2 separate regions of the Homo sapiens genome follow, and region 2 is linked to region 1. A link is a contact called in ENCODE Hi-C or POLR2A ChIA-PET data. All regions are on one chromosome and are shown on one strand. The core of a region is the stretch at or near the end of the contact, and the rest is flanking DNA. Distances in the headings are between cores, read along the strand shown.

The links. A loop is a pair of places that touch in the nucleus more often than their neighbours do. ChIA-PET counts read pairs that join two places held with the same protein, here RNA polymerase II (POLR2A). Pooled maps may share reads with other maps.
Region 2: a pooled map shows a loop between it and region 1 (3-fold over the local background). The contact joins two enhancer-like sites. A Hi-C loop is called at or near these places in 5 of 168 maps with a recorded cell type or tissue (MCF 10A, Right ventricle myocardium superior, adrenal gland and 2 more), 1 of 37 single-sample maps with no recorded cell type and 6 of 50 pooled maps. POLR2A ChIA-PET finds 5 or more read pairs at or near these places in 1 of 52 experiments (Panc1).

Annotation. Positions count from the first base shown.
Region 1 is chr3:134,198,575-134,206,134 of GRCh38, reverse strand. It overlaps RYK (receptor like tyrosine kinase), which reads left to right. Exons shown (of 15, transcript NM_002958.4): 6 at 3,261-3,405. Among named protein-coding and RNA genes, the nearest start is that of RYK, 49 kb to the left of the region's middle. Within about 2 kb of position 4,759, at least 4 of the 41 ENCODE cell types and tissues checked have a DNase peak (open chromatin) inside an H3K27ac peak, as active enhancers do.
Region 2 is chr3:134,388,143-134,395,702 of GRCh38, reverse strand. No RefSeq gene overlaps it. Among named protein-coding and RNA genes, the nearest start is that of AMOTL2, 17 kb to the right of the region's middle. Within about 2 kb of position 3,187, at least 5 of the 41 ENCODE cell types and tissues checked have a DNase peak (open chromatin) inside an H3K27ac peak, as active enhancers do.

The DNA of each region.
Region 1 (7,560 bases), core at 3,510-6,009:
TGCTGGAATATTTCTGAAAAGAAAGAAAAAACATTAAAAAAAATGTCACTGTTGCCAAAGTTTACTTTTAAAATTCTGGTGACTTTGCCCATTTCTTTTATGCTAGTAGGATATTACTTCTCACAAAGAGCAGTACTGCATATTCTTGGCCTCTGTCTGTGTCTTCCTTGCTGCCTCTCATCTTCCCGCCCTTTCTATTTATTCATCCACCCAGTACCTATGGAGAGTCTGTGGTGTGTTAGGCGGTATGACTGAAGCAGAGGACTAAACTGTGAGCAAAGAGATCCTTTCCTCGGGGGTTTATAATGTAGTGGGAGAAATAGACGAGGCAATATAGGCAATGATACCAACATAGCATGGCAAGCTATGATAAGGCAAGCACAGGGGATTTGGGAACCCAAGGATAGCTTCCTGAGAACAGTGACAGCTCTTCTGAGAGCTGAAGGGTGACCAGATGGTGGCAAATGAAGGATGAATGAGGGAATGGGAAAAATGCATAGGAAAGCCTGGAATTTGGAGGTAATTGAGCAGGGCGCATCTAGGGGGATCTGCCCAGCAGAGCCGTATCCTTGGCTCTGCTCTGGAAAGTGCTTGGACAGTACTGCTAACATATGCCTCCAGAATTCAGAATTTTTTTCTGTCCCTCCCAAGATTGAATAGCTTTCCTGTGGCATAAGGTAATTCTTGATGAAAGTCATGCCTTCATTCAGGCTACAGCCAAGTCTAGCTGCCCTAGAAGTCATTTGGTCTCTACGTTAATCTGTTCTGATTTATTGTTTGTTGATAGGAAGGTTAAATTTTAGAAAAGTTTTATTTTTCTTATTTCCATGTGTTTTTGAAAGCTGTAAGTTTTATCTTTTATCCTGACCTATCCCCAGAACTCCAAACTTGTATATCTGTCAGTTTAACGTCTGTGCATGGAGATATGAGGTACCTAGTTAGTAGACTAGGTACTCCAAATTTAACTTGGGCAAAACTCTTGATTTTCACATCCCCAACCTGCTTATTTTTATCTTTGTAAAGTTACCCTTATCCAAGTTATTGCTTGAGCCAAAACTTTTCATTCTTCTTTTTCTTTCTACTTTGGTACAATCCATTAGTAAGGTATGTTGACTGTGTTCCCAAATCCACTTACTTCTCATCTTCACTGTGACACTCTTGTCCAAGCCAGTGCTGTCTCTCTGAATTACTCTGGTAACCTTCTAACTTGTTCCCTGCTTCTGCTCTTGCTCCCCTACACGGCATTCTTCACACATCATGCAGTCATTTTTTGTTAAGTGACCGTGTGAAATTGCTTTGCTTGAAACCTTGCAATGATCCCCCATCTCACTTAGGATAAACCCCAAATGCCTCAAGTTTTGTTCAGTAGAGTTATGATGTGAGTACTCGTGATCAAATCTTTCATGAATCTCCAGTCACACCAGTTCTACTTCTGTTTGCATCTTCCACTCTGCCTGCTTATGTCATTTGTATCTTGCTGTGTGTTTTTTCTCAGTTTGCTTCTGCGTGTGTGTGTGTGTGTGTGTGTGTGTGTGTGTGTGTGGCTGTGGCTGTGTCATTGGGTTATTTTCCCTGTTGCTGAGGCTTTCTTTTTGTCTCTCTTATTTATATATTTATTTATTTGTTAATTATTTTTGAGACGGAGTCTTGCTTTGTCACCCAGGCTGGAGTGCAGTGGTGTGATTTTGGCTCACTGCAACCTCTGCCTCCCGGGTTCAAGTGATTCTCCTGCCTCAGCCTCTCGAGTAGCTGGGACTACAGGTGCGCACCACCATACACGGCTAATTTTTGTATTTTTTTTTCAGTAGAGATGGGGTTTCACTATGTTGGTCAGGCTGGTCTCAAACTCCTGACCTCAAGGGATCACCCACCTCAGCCTCCCAAAGCGCTGGGATTACAGGTGTGAGCCACGGCACCCAGCTTGCCTCTCTTTTTAAAATAATATAAAGCTGAGTATCATTTTATTTAATGAATAGAGCCTTTAAAAACAGAAAAGCAAAACAATTTCTGTTGTACTCTCAAAAAAGAATAAATGTTTTTATAAACTTGTGGACCCTTCTGTCACTCAGTCTTCTGTGAGTCAGTGGTCCCTGGCAACAAAATGATGTCTGATTCCTCTAACCCAAACATTGTTGTTGAAGAAATATGAAGAATATATAGATCTGCACTGTCTAGTATGGTAACTGCTAGCCACATGTGGCTTTTTAACTTTAATTACAGTGAAGTAAAATTAAAACATCAGTTCCTCAGTTTTACTAACTACATTTCAGTAGCTTTAGTTGTACTTATATTTGAATGCTTAATAGCCACAGGTGACCAGTGGCTACTGTATTGGACAGTACTCTAGAGAACATTTTCGTCACTGCAGAAAGTTCTGTTGGACAGCACTGCTGTAGTATATTTTATGCACTGGTATGTTTTATGTATACCACTTGTGAGTGACTGTTATACTCATTAGCCAAAAATTCTATTTAAAATCTTTTTTCTTTCTTTTTTTTAATCTTTGTAAAGGTACCCTTATCCAAGTTATTGCTTAAGCCAAAACTTTTCATTCTTCTTTTTCTTTCTACTTTGGTACAATCCATTAGTAAGGTCTGTTGACTTTTGTATTAATCAGAAACCACCAACCCTTTTATTAATTTTATTTATTGAAGAAATTATACCATTTGTCCCATAGACTTTCCCACATTCTGCATCTTCCTGAAATCATTGAACATTTTTTTTTTCTGTAAACTGGCAGGTAGATTTTGCACTTGATTAGATTTAGAACCAACTCTTTTGGTAAGAATAGTCCATAGATGGTCTGTCGCCCACGCTGGAGTACAGTGGAGCGATCTCGGCTCACTGCAACCTCTGCCTCCCAGGTGCAAGCGATTCTCATGCCTCAGCCTCCTGAGTAGCTAGGATTACAGGTGCCTGCCACCATGCCCAGCTAATTTTCGTACTTTTAGTAGAGGCGGGGTTTCACCATATTGGCCAGGGTGGTCTCAAACTCCTGACCTCAAGGTGATCCACCTGCCTTGGCCTCCCGAAGTGCTGGGATTACAGGCGTGAGCCATCACACCTGGCCTAAAATATTTTTTTTAAACTACAACAAAAACATCAAAAAAATTATGTGAACTTCCACCAATATGCTACTGGTAACTGATCTTACAAAGAATGGGCACATGAAAAGAACAGAATACTTATTTATGTATATTGGGTCACAAAGCAGTCATATTTGTTTAAAAAGCTAAATGTGCTTTTTGTTTTTATTTCAGATGATCCTGTACATGCAGCTCCAACCACTTCTACGCGTGTGTTTTATATTAGTGTAGGGGTTTGTTGTGCAGTAATATTTCTCGTAGCAATAATATTAGCTGTTTTGCACCTTCATAGTATGAAAAGGATTGAACTGGATGACAGGTATTGTACATATTTTGGGAAAGAAAAAAAATGAAAGCAGTTATTTGTATATATGTGGGAGCCCATACACATCGATGCACAGTGGTGCAGGGAAAGGAGGGAGGATGATTAAGCCCCAGCCAAAGGAAAAATAAGATGACCTAATCACTGTCTCTGGTTTCTCTGATTTTATTTTTATTTTTTAAAAATTAAGAAGTCAGAAATTAGTTTTTTAGTTGTTGAGGAAGAAGTGGAGAACAAGTAGTTTTTTCTATTCCCTTTGACATGACTCTACCTCAGACCATTGCCTTTTCAAAATAGCCCTGTTTCTTCCTTCTAGATCTTGCCTTCATCATTCTCCCTTTCTCTCTTCCTCCCTCCATCCATCCAGTAAACATGTATTGAGCACCTGCTCTGATTTAAACCATTGGTTCTCAACCTGGTTACACATTAGAGTCAAGGAGAAGCTTTGAAAACATACTGGTATTTGGGTCCACCTTCCAGAGATTTTGATGCAGTTGGTTTGTGGTAGTATTTGGGGATCAGTATTTTTCATAAAGCTTCCTGGATGATTCTAATGTACAGCCAGTTTGAGATATACTGGGTTAGATACTATGCTAAGTGCTGGGAACAGAAAGAAAGAATGATATACTTTATAGTTTCAAGATTTTAATCTTTTACATTAACCTGTAATTATAAAAGTATGTAATTTGATGACTGTGATATGTATAGTAAAGTGTGTGAATACAAAAGGTGCTTGTCCAGCCTCAGTGAGTCAGAGATGACAAGGAGGACATTATAGTCAAGTTAGGGTGAGAGGTACAGATGGAATGATAGGTTTATTTTCATAACAAACACTTCTTACTTCCCTCCTCTGTGATTTCCAGTTGCTGCCTGAAGACATGCCCCAGCTTTGTGACTTCTTTGAAAGCCCTCCTTTATGTGGAGACGTATCATCCATACTCTTTGAACCTTTTCTCCTCTTATTGCTGTATCCTTACTTGCGCTCCAGTCAAATGATCACTTATTCCTCACTTTCGCCCCACACTTTGCCCTTCAGGACTTTTGTTCATGCTTTCTTCTTCCCACAAGCCTCCATGCATTTTCCACCAGTCCAAACTTGGTCCGTTCTTCAAATTCCAGCTCCATTGCTGTCTCTTTCATGAAGTCTTTTCTAAGCCTCCCAAACACCCCTTTCTCTTTGTCTCTGTCTCTGTCTCTCTCTCTCTCGTAGCAGTTATTGCACTTTTTCTTCTATAATTTTTTGTGTAATTGTCTTACCTTTAGAATGTAAGCTTTTTCCAGTTAGGGAGCAGTGTGTCTTACTCATTGTTGAGTCACCAGTCCTAATTAGTCTTAACATGCAGCTGGGAAGCATATTTGTGGCGTAAGAATATGAAGGGGAAGGGAGCTGGTTGGATTCAATACCTGCCCCTTAGTACTCTTTGTCCCCACTGTTTTATTTTCCATTTCTGTGTGGAGAAAGAAGAGAAAAGGGATACGAATGAGAAGGAAGTACGTATATGATTTGTTTCAGAATATGTTTTGTGTACATGATGGTGGTGAAGTTAGGTTTAGATTTTACAGGGGAAGAAATGGCATTTGGAAGCGATTGAGGGAACATTTTGATAGGACTTTGAGAGAGGATACAGGTAGAGAGGTGACTGAAGAGCATGACATTTGGAAGTCAGTCTTGATATAGCCAGAGAGTTGCGTTTTCCTTGAATGCTTGCATGCGTGCTAGGGCTGTGAGCCCACATAGGCCAGAATTTTGCAATAACTTTCAGATTCCATGGGGCATCTACCTCTGCCTGCTGAAATAATTAGTTACCATCCATGAATTGGTGTTCCAGTTCTCTTTAGTTTTCAGGCAAAAGTTTCCAGACATTACCTGAGTAAAACCAGCTTATATTATCACGTTTTCAGAGCATAGTCTAGTGGTCAAGAGTACGGACTCTAGAGCCAGACCATCTCTGTTTGAAGCCTGGCTATTCTGTTTACTAGTTTTATGGGCTACATGGATTAAGTTATATAGCCTATGTGTGTCTCAGTTCTCCTCTGTAAAGCAGAAATACACACCTAGTAGGTATGTTGTGAGGTTTTAATGAAATACAGTAAGCTCTTAAAACAGAGCCCTACGTATAGTAAATGGCATTTTATGAAGTTTTTAATAAAGTTGCAATATGCTAGTATGTCCAGAATTGGTTCCTTCTGGTGGGTTCTTGGTCTTGCTGACTTCAAGAATGAAGCCGCGGACTCTCGCGGTGAGTGTTACAGTTCTTAAAGATGGTGTGTCTGGAGTTTGTTCCTTCAGATGTTCAGATGTGTCCGGAGTTTCTTCCCTTCTGGTGGGTTCATGGTCTCACTGACTTCAGGAGTGAAGCCGCAGACCTTCGCAGTGAGTGTTATAGCTCTTAAAGGTGGTGCATCCGGAGTGGTTCGTTCCTCCTGGTGGGTTCGTGGTCTCACTGGCTTTAGGAGTGAAGCTGCAGACCTTCGCAGTGTTACAGCTCATAAAGGTAGTGCGGACCCAAAGAGTGAGCAGCAGCAAGATTTATTGTGAAGAGCGAAAGAACAAAGCTTCCACAGCGTGGAAGGGGACCCAAGCAGGTTGCCGCTGCTGGCTTGGGTGGCCTGCTTTTTTTCCCTTATTTGGCCCCACCCACATCCTGCTGATTGGTCCATTTTACAGAGAGCTGATTGGCCCATTTTACAGAGTGGTGATTGGTCCGTTTTACAGAGTGCTGATTGGTCTGTTTTTACAGAGTGCTGATTGGTGCGTTTACAAACCTTTAGCTAGACAGAAAAGTTCTCAAAGTCCCCTACCTGATTAGCTAGACACAGACCACTGATTGGTGCGTTTACAAACCTTTAGCTAGACACAGAGTGCCGTTTGGTGCATTTACAATCCTTTAGCTAGACAGAAAAGTTGTCCAAGTCCCCACCCGACCCAGAAGCCCAGCCAGCTTCACCTCTCACTAGTAGTGATGGACAAAGTTCTTCTGCCCTTTCCTGTCCTATTAACAATTATTTATTACCTGCCAGGCAAGCTAACAGTGGTGACCAGAAAGCTCACATCCAGTTATCCAACAGCATTTAAGAGACATCTGCTGCTTCTCTCTCTGCATAGGGGCCACTGGGATTACCATTTATTGAGTGTTTTCTGTTTACCAGTACTGTACCCCAGGTACTTTATATGTATTATCTTAACACAGCCACCTAGAAATAGGCTTGAAGAGATTAAATAACTTTTTCAGGATTGCTCTTCTAGGAGCAGGGCAGAGCAGGCGGGACTCAGTGTTGTAATAGCTATGTGTTAATAATCCACTATTGTCATTGTATAAAACACTTGCTGTGTGCCAGGCACTGTTCCCTGTGCTTTACATTCATGAACTCCGTTAATCCTCACACAGTCTGGTGAGGTTAGATGGAGCCCATGGCTCCGTGGAATTCATTAGAAAGGGATGGTAGTGTTCTTCCATTCCAGGCACTTAGGAGCCACTGCTTGTTATAAACAGATCTCATTAGAGGCAGAGAATTAACACTGCCTGAGATATGCCCATGCCAGGGCAGTTGGAGCTCATGTGTGTGGCTTTCCCTCTCTCAACACTGCAAATTGATCTTTTCAGTCTCTTTGTTACGCCTGATGAGTCTGTCCTGGATAGGCAGAGCTTCTCTTTACATTCACCCTGAAGTCCTGCAGAGGGGTTGGTCTGCAGCGTGTCTCTACTGTAGTCTTTCCCTGTTAGTTTGTGACTGTGGGAAAGTTTATTACTCCTTTGTGGGATGCTTGAACTTGTCATCTGGCAGCATCTTAATTTTTCTCTTCCAGTTTCCATTATCCCCACCACCGCCCCCATGCCATTACTGGTGACAGAGTTTCCCTTTAAAATCTTTGATTTTATATTTAATGCCTAACTGTCTGACACATAGTAAAATACTCAGTAACTATTTGGTTGAATAACCAATGAATAGAGGGAGGAAAAAAACCATTTTGTTTTACCAATCATTCTTTGCTTTTTTCACAATAGTTTGTGCCAGAAATGACCATTCTGTCTGGTTTATGTTTTCTGTCCCAGGGAAGCGTGGTTTTCTCTGTTCATTGATTGACTCAGTGTTAGTTGAGCTGTCACTGGGGCTCACTCTGGCCCACTTGCGGCTTATTGTGCCAGGTAC
Region 2 (7,560 bases), core at 1,938-4,437, 190 kb before region 1:
CCTGTGGACCTCTCTTCCTGATCTCTGATAGCACAGTATACCTGAGCCCCATGATTGAGGCAGTGGTCTCCTGACTGTTGATTTGGTGCCTCCAGCCATCCTGGTTGTGCCTCCTGTGTTTTTATCTCTTCTGTGTCCCTGAAATGCAAGTTCATCTGAGCAAACAAAAGGTACACCACAGATATAGCTCATTTCTCCCTTAAAAACAAGGCTTTGCTTTGTCTAAATGTTCTTCTCTCCATCTGAGAAATGAAAAAGGTTTGGAAAATTCCAGCATGGGAGTGTTCAGCCTTATTTGAGTTGTGCAAGTGGGAAAAAATGTGCTTTTCCCAAAATTAAAAAAATTTCCCCAGCCTTTCCTCTGAAAGCAATTCACAAACCTCTGAGACCAGTATGTAAGCTTGCCAGTTTCTTCACCTCTCTGAGGAATGAATTGTCCTCCCATTTGTATGTCATGGGCACGCATGCATTTGTGGGCAAAAGAGGAGAATGGAGTCAGAGTGGAAGTTAACCAATCTTGAAAATGAAGCATGTGACAAGTGGAAAAGGCAAGCTCTTTGATGCCCAAGTCCCCTGGCTTTCCAGTGTACAAAAGAACCCACTGCTCAACAGCAGTAACCCCTGACTGTTTCTATTCTTCCTCTGCATCTATCCCAGTGTTTCTTCTTTCTGATGAAGGCAGCTGCCATGTTGTGAGTTGCCCTGTGGAGAAGCCCATGTGTCAAGAAACTGAGGGTGGGCTGGGCATGATGGCTCATACCTATAATCCCAGCACTTTGGGAGGCTGTGGTGGGTTGATCACTTGAGGTCAGGAGTCCAAAACCAGCCTGGCCAACATGATAAAACCCTGTCTCTACAAAACAAAAAAAGACAAACAAAAAAAACACAAAAAAATTAGCTGGGAATGGTGGTGAGTGCCTGTAATCCCAGCTACTCGAGAGGCTGAGGCACGAGAATCACTTGAACCTGGGAGACGGAGGTTGCAGTGAGCCAAGATCACACTGTACTCCAGCCTGGGTGACAGAGCAAGAATCCATCTCAAAAAAAAAAAAAAAAGAAAAAAGAAAAAAGAAGAAAAGAAACAGAGGGTGGCTTCTGGCCATTCAGTGAGGTCCTGAGGCACTCGGTCCAACAGCCTGCAAGAAACTGAATCCTGTCAACAACCATGTGAGCTTGGAAGCAGATACTCCCACATTTGAGTCTCCAGATGAGACTGTGGCTGCAGCCAGTGCTTTGCTGGTAACTTGTGAGAGATGCTGAGCCACAGGACCTAGCTAAGTGGCATCCATATTTCAGATCCATGGTAACTGTAAGTTAGTAAACTTTGTTGTTTTAAGCCACTAAGGTTTGGGGTAATTTGTTATGAAGCAATAAATAACTCATATGCCAACTATGTGCCAGGCACTATTCTTGGCTCTGGGGACAGAGCAGAGGACAAAACATACAGCATCTTTGTGCTGACATAGCCGACATCTAATGAGGGAAGGCAGATGATAAATAAAGCATGTCGACCACTTTAGTGTCCCCCAGAATTCATGTATTGGAAACTTAGTCTCCAATACAACAGTACAGGGAGGTGGGGTTTAATGGGAGGTGTGTAGATCATGAGGGCTCCACCCTATGAGTGAATTATTGCTTGTAGGCTGGGAGCAGTGGCTCATGCCTGTAATCCCAGCACTTCGGGAGGCTGAGGCTGGCAGATCACGAAGTCAGGAGATAGAGACCATCCTGGCTAAGATGGTGAAACCCCATCTCTACTAAAAATACAAAAAATTAGCTGGGCGTGGTGGCACGTGCCTGTAGTCCCAGCTACTAGGGAGGCTGAGGCCGGAGAATTGCTTGAACCTGGGAGGCGGAGGTTGCAGTGAGCCGAGATCACGCCATTGTACTCCAGCCTGGGTGACAGAGTGAGACTTCGTCTCAAAAAAAAAAAAAAAAAAAAAGGCTCGCAGATGTGGATTCACTCTCTCTTGCCCTTCTACCTTCCACCATATGAAGACATAGTAAGAAGGCCCACACCAGAAGCCAGAGCCTTGATCTTGGACATCCCAGACGCCAGAACTGTGAGTAGTAAATTTCTGTTCTTTATAAATTACCTAGTCTAAGATATTCTGACATAGCAGCACAAATAGAGTAAGACAGTGACAGAGAAAAATAAAGCAGTGAAGGGAATTGGGGAATTGCCAGGGTTTAAGGGTGAGTGGTGAGGTGGGGGTGATAGTGGTTGTAGCTTTAAATAGGGTGAAGAGGAAAGACCTCTCTGAGAAGGTAGCATTGAGCAGAGACCTGCAAGTGAAGGAGTGAGCCATGAGCTATCTAGGGAACGAATGTTACAGACAGAAGAAACAGTCTAGAATGAGTTTTTGTTTTACTTAGCAAAACAAAATTCAGAGAAGGAAACTCTCTTGGCTCCTCTGTTTAGCCTGTAGAAAAAAAATAACTAAGCACTAGCAGCTCACCAAAAATGCATTTTAACTTCCCTCCTGCCCACAGAAAGAGTCAGAAGTCAGACAGAGATAAGCTGTGTTTCCGTTTTCTTTCTTTCCTACATCCTCAATATAGGCAGTTACACACCTTGGCAGGTGGGACCTCTGTGATTTTGAGGTGGTGAAAGAAGCAGTCTAATGCCTTCTTGTCCTACCATTTACCTTGGTGCGGTTTTCCTGCTTGAGTTGGAGTAGAGCATGTAGGGATCGGGGAGCTGGGGCCACAAGCTACAGGAATACCAGCTGGAGAAGACTTGCATGGCCCAGCTCACTCTGGGATCCTTGGGTCCACCCATTCACATTGGGCCAGACCCCAACAGGGGTCTAAGAAATCCAGCCAGGACCACTCTGGCTGCCCAGGGATGGTCAGAGCCAGGGACACTGATGACCACTCACTTCTATCCACACAGGCCTGAGGCTTATCTGAGGAATTCAAGGAGAGAGCAGTTTCCAAATGAGTTGCCCTTTGAAAAACGTAGACCTAAGAAAGTTATTCTATTGTGTAAGTGAGAAGGGAGAGTTTGGGTTGGCCCACTGATCCTCCTTCTCCACACCACTGTGCTCAGAGTGAGGCTGGACATTGAGATTCTGACACCACAGCTGCCTAGGGGAAAATCTGATTTGTGAGAGGAACAGCCAAGAGCAGCTCCCCTTCAGAAATTGGACCAGAGCCAGATTTGACTCTTTGGCCTAAGTCAGAATCAAATAGCTGCCTGTGACTTCTGCCAAACACTGGCTTGACTTGATGCCTCTCACACCCAAGAAAAAAGGGATGTGAACTTTCCATCCAGCTCAAGTCCTCCAGCTCTTCACAGTGTCCTACCTTGGAACCCAGGGTACTCTGCCTCTTTGCAAACAGCAGAGAAGTTTGCAATAAAGACCTTTCCCAGCCAACAAAAATGGGAAGCTTTTGTTACCATCTAGATATAGGAAACACTCACAGAGCAAAAGGAAAATGACCCCAAATGGAAGCACGGAGGTGTAGGAAGGAATAGAAAGCAATAAAAAGGGTCAATAGATGAGAAATTCCAAATGATTTACTCATTACAATATGTAAAAAACAGTAATAATATTTTGTGAGCTTTAAAATATATATAGAACTAGGCTGGGCGCTGTGGCTCACACCTGTTATCCCAGCACTTTGGGAGGCCAAGGCTGGCAGATCACTTGAGGTCCGGATTTCAAGGCCAGCCTGGCCAACATAGCGAAACGGCATCTCCACTAAAAATACAAAAATTAGCCAGGCATGGTGGCGCACTTGTAATCCCAGCTACTTGGGAGGCTGAGGCAGAAGAATCACTTGAACCTGGGAGGCAGAGGTTGCAGTAAGCCAAGATCATACCACTGCACTCCAGCCTGGGTAACAGAGAGCAAAACTCAGTCTCAAAATAAAATAAAATAAAATATATATGGAATTAAAATACATGACAAGAACAGAAAAGATGGGAGGGGAGTGAGTTACAGTGTTCTCAAGTCTTTACATTGCCCTGGAATTGCCAAAAGTATTAATTTACATTAGACTTTTTGTTGTTGTTGAGACAGGCTCTCTCTCTGTTGCCCTGGCTGGAGTGAAGTGGTGCAATCACGGCTCGCTGCAGCCTCCACGTCCAGAGCTCAGGCAATCCTCCCAATTAGCCTCCTGAGTAACTGGGACTATAGGCATACACCACCACACCCAGATCATTTTTTTATTTTTTGTAGAGACGAGGTCTCCCTGTATTGCCCAAGGTGGTCTCAAACTCCTGGGCTCAAGCAATCCTCCCTCTGTGGCCACTCAAAGTGCTGGGATTATAGGCTAAGACTTTAATAAGTCAAGGCTACATGTTGTAATCTCTAGAGTGACCATGGAAAAAAATAGGAAAACTATAACTAATAATCTAAGTGGGTTGGAATAATAAAAATACTTAATCCACAAGAAAGCAAGAAAGAAGAAAAACAAAATATGTAAAATCAATAAAAGACAAACGGTAAGATAGCGGATTTGAACGCTAGTATATTAATAATTCACTAAATATAAATGGGCTAAATGTCCCAATTAAAATCAAAGATTGTCAGACTGGATCCTTTTTAAAGGAAACTAACTCAGGACACCCTTTTGTCTGCTCCACTTAACCTTAGCCCTCTTACTGCTTGAAGGCTGACTTGATAGCTGGAAGTGCAGTGGTTATCTTACAACCATCAGGCTAAGTCTAGACGCGGTGGGCAAAGAAAGGAGGAACAGAAAGACAAAAAGAGCTGGGACACTAAAGATGCCGTGGAGCTGCCACACCAGTCCCAGTACCCACCTGCAGACTTCATGCATTATGGAAGAAAAATGAATCCCTTACTTAAGTTTAAGCCACTCTTAGTGTGGCATCCAATACTCATGGCCAAACATGATTCCTACTATACAAGGCTTAGGACATTACATCTGCAAAACCCACTGATTATTTGATACTAACTTTACCCCATTTAAATCCACTGGGTTGCATTCCACCTACAACTGATAGTAATCACAGTGTGACCACACTGCAAGAGATGAGACCACTGGACCAATCAGAACACAGAAGAGTTTAGCAGACTGGGACCAGCCGCACGCATATCCTGTGAGTGCCCACTTCTCAGACTCAGAGGGATATTGCTAGGGTACTTTATAAGCACCTTAAATGAGTTAGGGGGGAAAAGTGGCTTCCTGTAGGCAGCCACAAATCAAAAAGTTATATGGATCATCCCATGACAAAAACGTCCAAGAGTTAATTTCACTCCTTCAGCAAATTTTTATAGAGCACTTACTATGTGTCAAACATTGTTCTAGTCATCAAGGACACAGACACAAACAAAACAGGCAAAACTACCTGACTTTGTGCTGTTTACATTACAGTGGGGAAAACAAACAATAAAACAATAAATAAGTGAGATAAATAATATGTAGAATGGAAGTAAGTCAGTGGAGGAAAAAAAAATGTGGAAAAAAGGACAGGGACTAGAGTATGTTATAATTTAAATAAGGTGATCAGGGAAGGTTGTGCTAAAGGATGATGTTGATAAAAGACCCAAGGGAGTGAATAATAGACAAAGACAGGGACAGAAAGCTTCAATCTTCTCATCCCCAAAGCAAAAGGAGAGAATCCCAGATAACATGACTCATCCTCATGAACAGCTTTGGCAGAGGGTGCCGCTGGCTCAGAACTGCCCTTGAGTCTTAGTGAGGGAAACCTGGCACATGGGAGGTCCCACTGCAGTGGAGAGAGGTGAGAATTTAAAGAACTGCTCCATGAGAAGGTAATTATTGAGCATGTGCTGGACACCATTAGATATACAACAACCTTATCTATGAGCTAAGTTCTATTACAATGCTTATTTTGCACAAGCTGAGAGTGAGGCTCATCTTTTTGTTCTAGGTGGCAAAACCAGTTAGAGAGGAGAGAAGTTTTCCTGAGTTGCTGTTCTCAGCACCTTGCAATCCCCCACCCTAGCCCCATCCCACCATCTCCAAGTGACCACTTATCAGCCTAACACGCAGGCAATAGTAGGAATAGAGGAGAGTACCTTCAGCTCAGAAGTAAAAAGAAAGGACCCTAAGAAGAGTTGGTTCCTCTTGGGAGCCCTGGGCTGAGCATTCCTCCTCTTCTGACTATGCCATTGAGAGGGGCTGTGTGGGCCCAGGGGTGGGTGGCAGCTGCAAGTGTGGGGGAAAATGAGCCGGCCAAGTCTCCAGCATTAAAGGCTTTGCAGTTGCAGACACCAAGGGCTCTCTCCCCTTCCCGCATCCCATTCTACCCCTCCAACTCACTCTCCATCCCAGGACCTTCCTTCCTTAGCCATTGTTCCTCATGGAAATCAGGCGGCAAGGAAGATGCTGTCTTGGCACCGCCTCCCAAGGGAGCAGGTCTGGAATGTGCTGGGGACATTAGGTCTCCCAGGGAACTCCAGCTGGAGTCTGACTGCTCAGCCACTCCAGTCTGCTGGCTATAAACAGGACAGCCACCAGTACGGGGTGGAGACTGGACCCCAGCACGTGTCAGGACATGAAGACATATGACTAGGGCTGATCCTGGGTTTCAGATGCTCCCCAGGGCTCCAATCCCCTGAATGGCGGGAAGGGAGGGAGAGCAAACGAATTCCCCAGTAAGTGTGCAGGGAAGAGACTGTGTTCTCTCTCTCTTTCTCTTTCCCCATTAATCATGTGCTTTTTTAGTGCCTGGCACCAGGATAGTATTTACATATGTTATGTTGTTTCATTTTCATAACAGCCCTGTGAGGGAAAATCCATCTCATAAATGAGGGGCTGAGGCACAGAGAAATGAGTGATCACACGCTCGAGATGACATACCACCAGGGTTGTCTGAGGCAATGACCCTGGCTCTTAACTACTGTGGCAGAGTCTTTCTCTCTCGGCTCTCCCTCCATTTGCCCCTTCCTGATCTGTTATTCTTCCCTCCATCTTCTTCCTTTCTTCCCTTTCTTCTCTTCTGGCCTCCCTTTCTTCTTTGTATTCATTGATCCAATAAATATTTATGGCAATGTTACATGCCTGGCACTGTGCCTGGCACAGGGAATAAAGCAAAATCCCTCCTGATCAAGTTGACATTCAGTTGAGGGTAGATTGACCATAAAGAAACAATCCCACACATAAATAATTAGTTGCTGATGAAATGACTTGTTTCTATGCAGAGAACAGGAAGAGGATATGCCAGAGAGTGCCCGAGGCTGGGGGTGTTTTAAGCTGGGTGGTCATGGGGGCCTCTCTGAGGAGGCAATGTGTGAGATCAGACATGAAGGAAAAGAAGGCACCAGCCACAAGAAGATGTGGAGCCAGAGTTCTAAGGGTGGGAACAGCAGGTGCAAAAACCCTGGAGTGGGCAGGATCTTGGCAGGTTTGGGGTCTAAAAGGCCAGTGTGGCTGGAGCCCAGTGACCAGGCAAGAGAGCTGTAGGAGAGGTGCAGAAAAGGGTGGATTCTGGATGTGATTTCAAGAGCCCTGGGAAGTTTTTAGGAAGAGGAGCAGTATAATCTAAGTCATGTTTCTGAAAGAGCACTCCAGCTACAATGCAAAGAACAGGCTGAAGAGTGGCAATAGTGGAAGCAGGGAAAT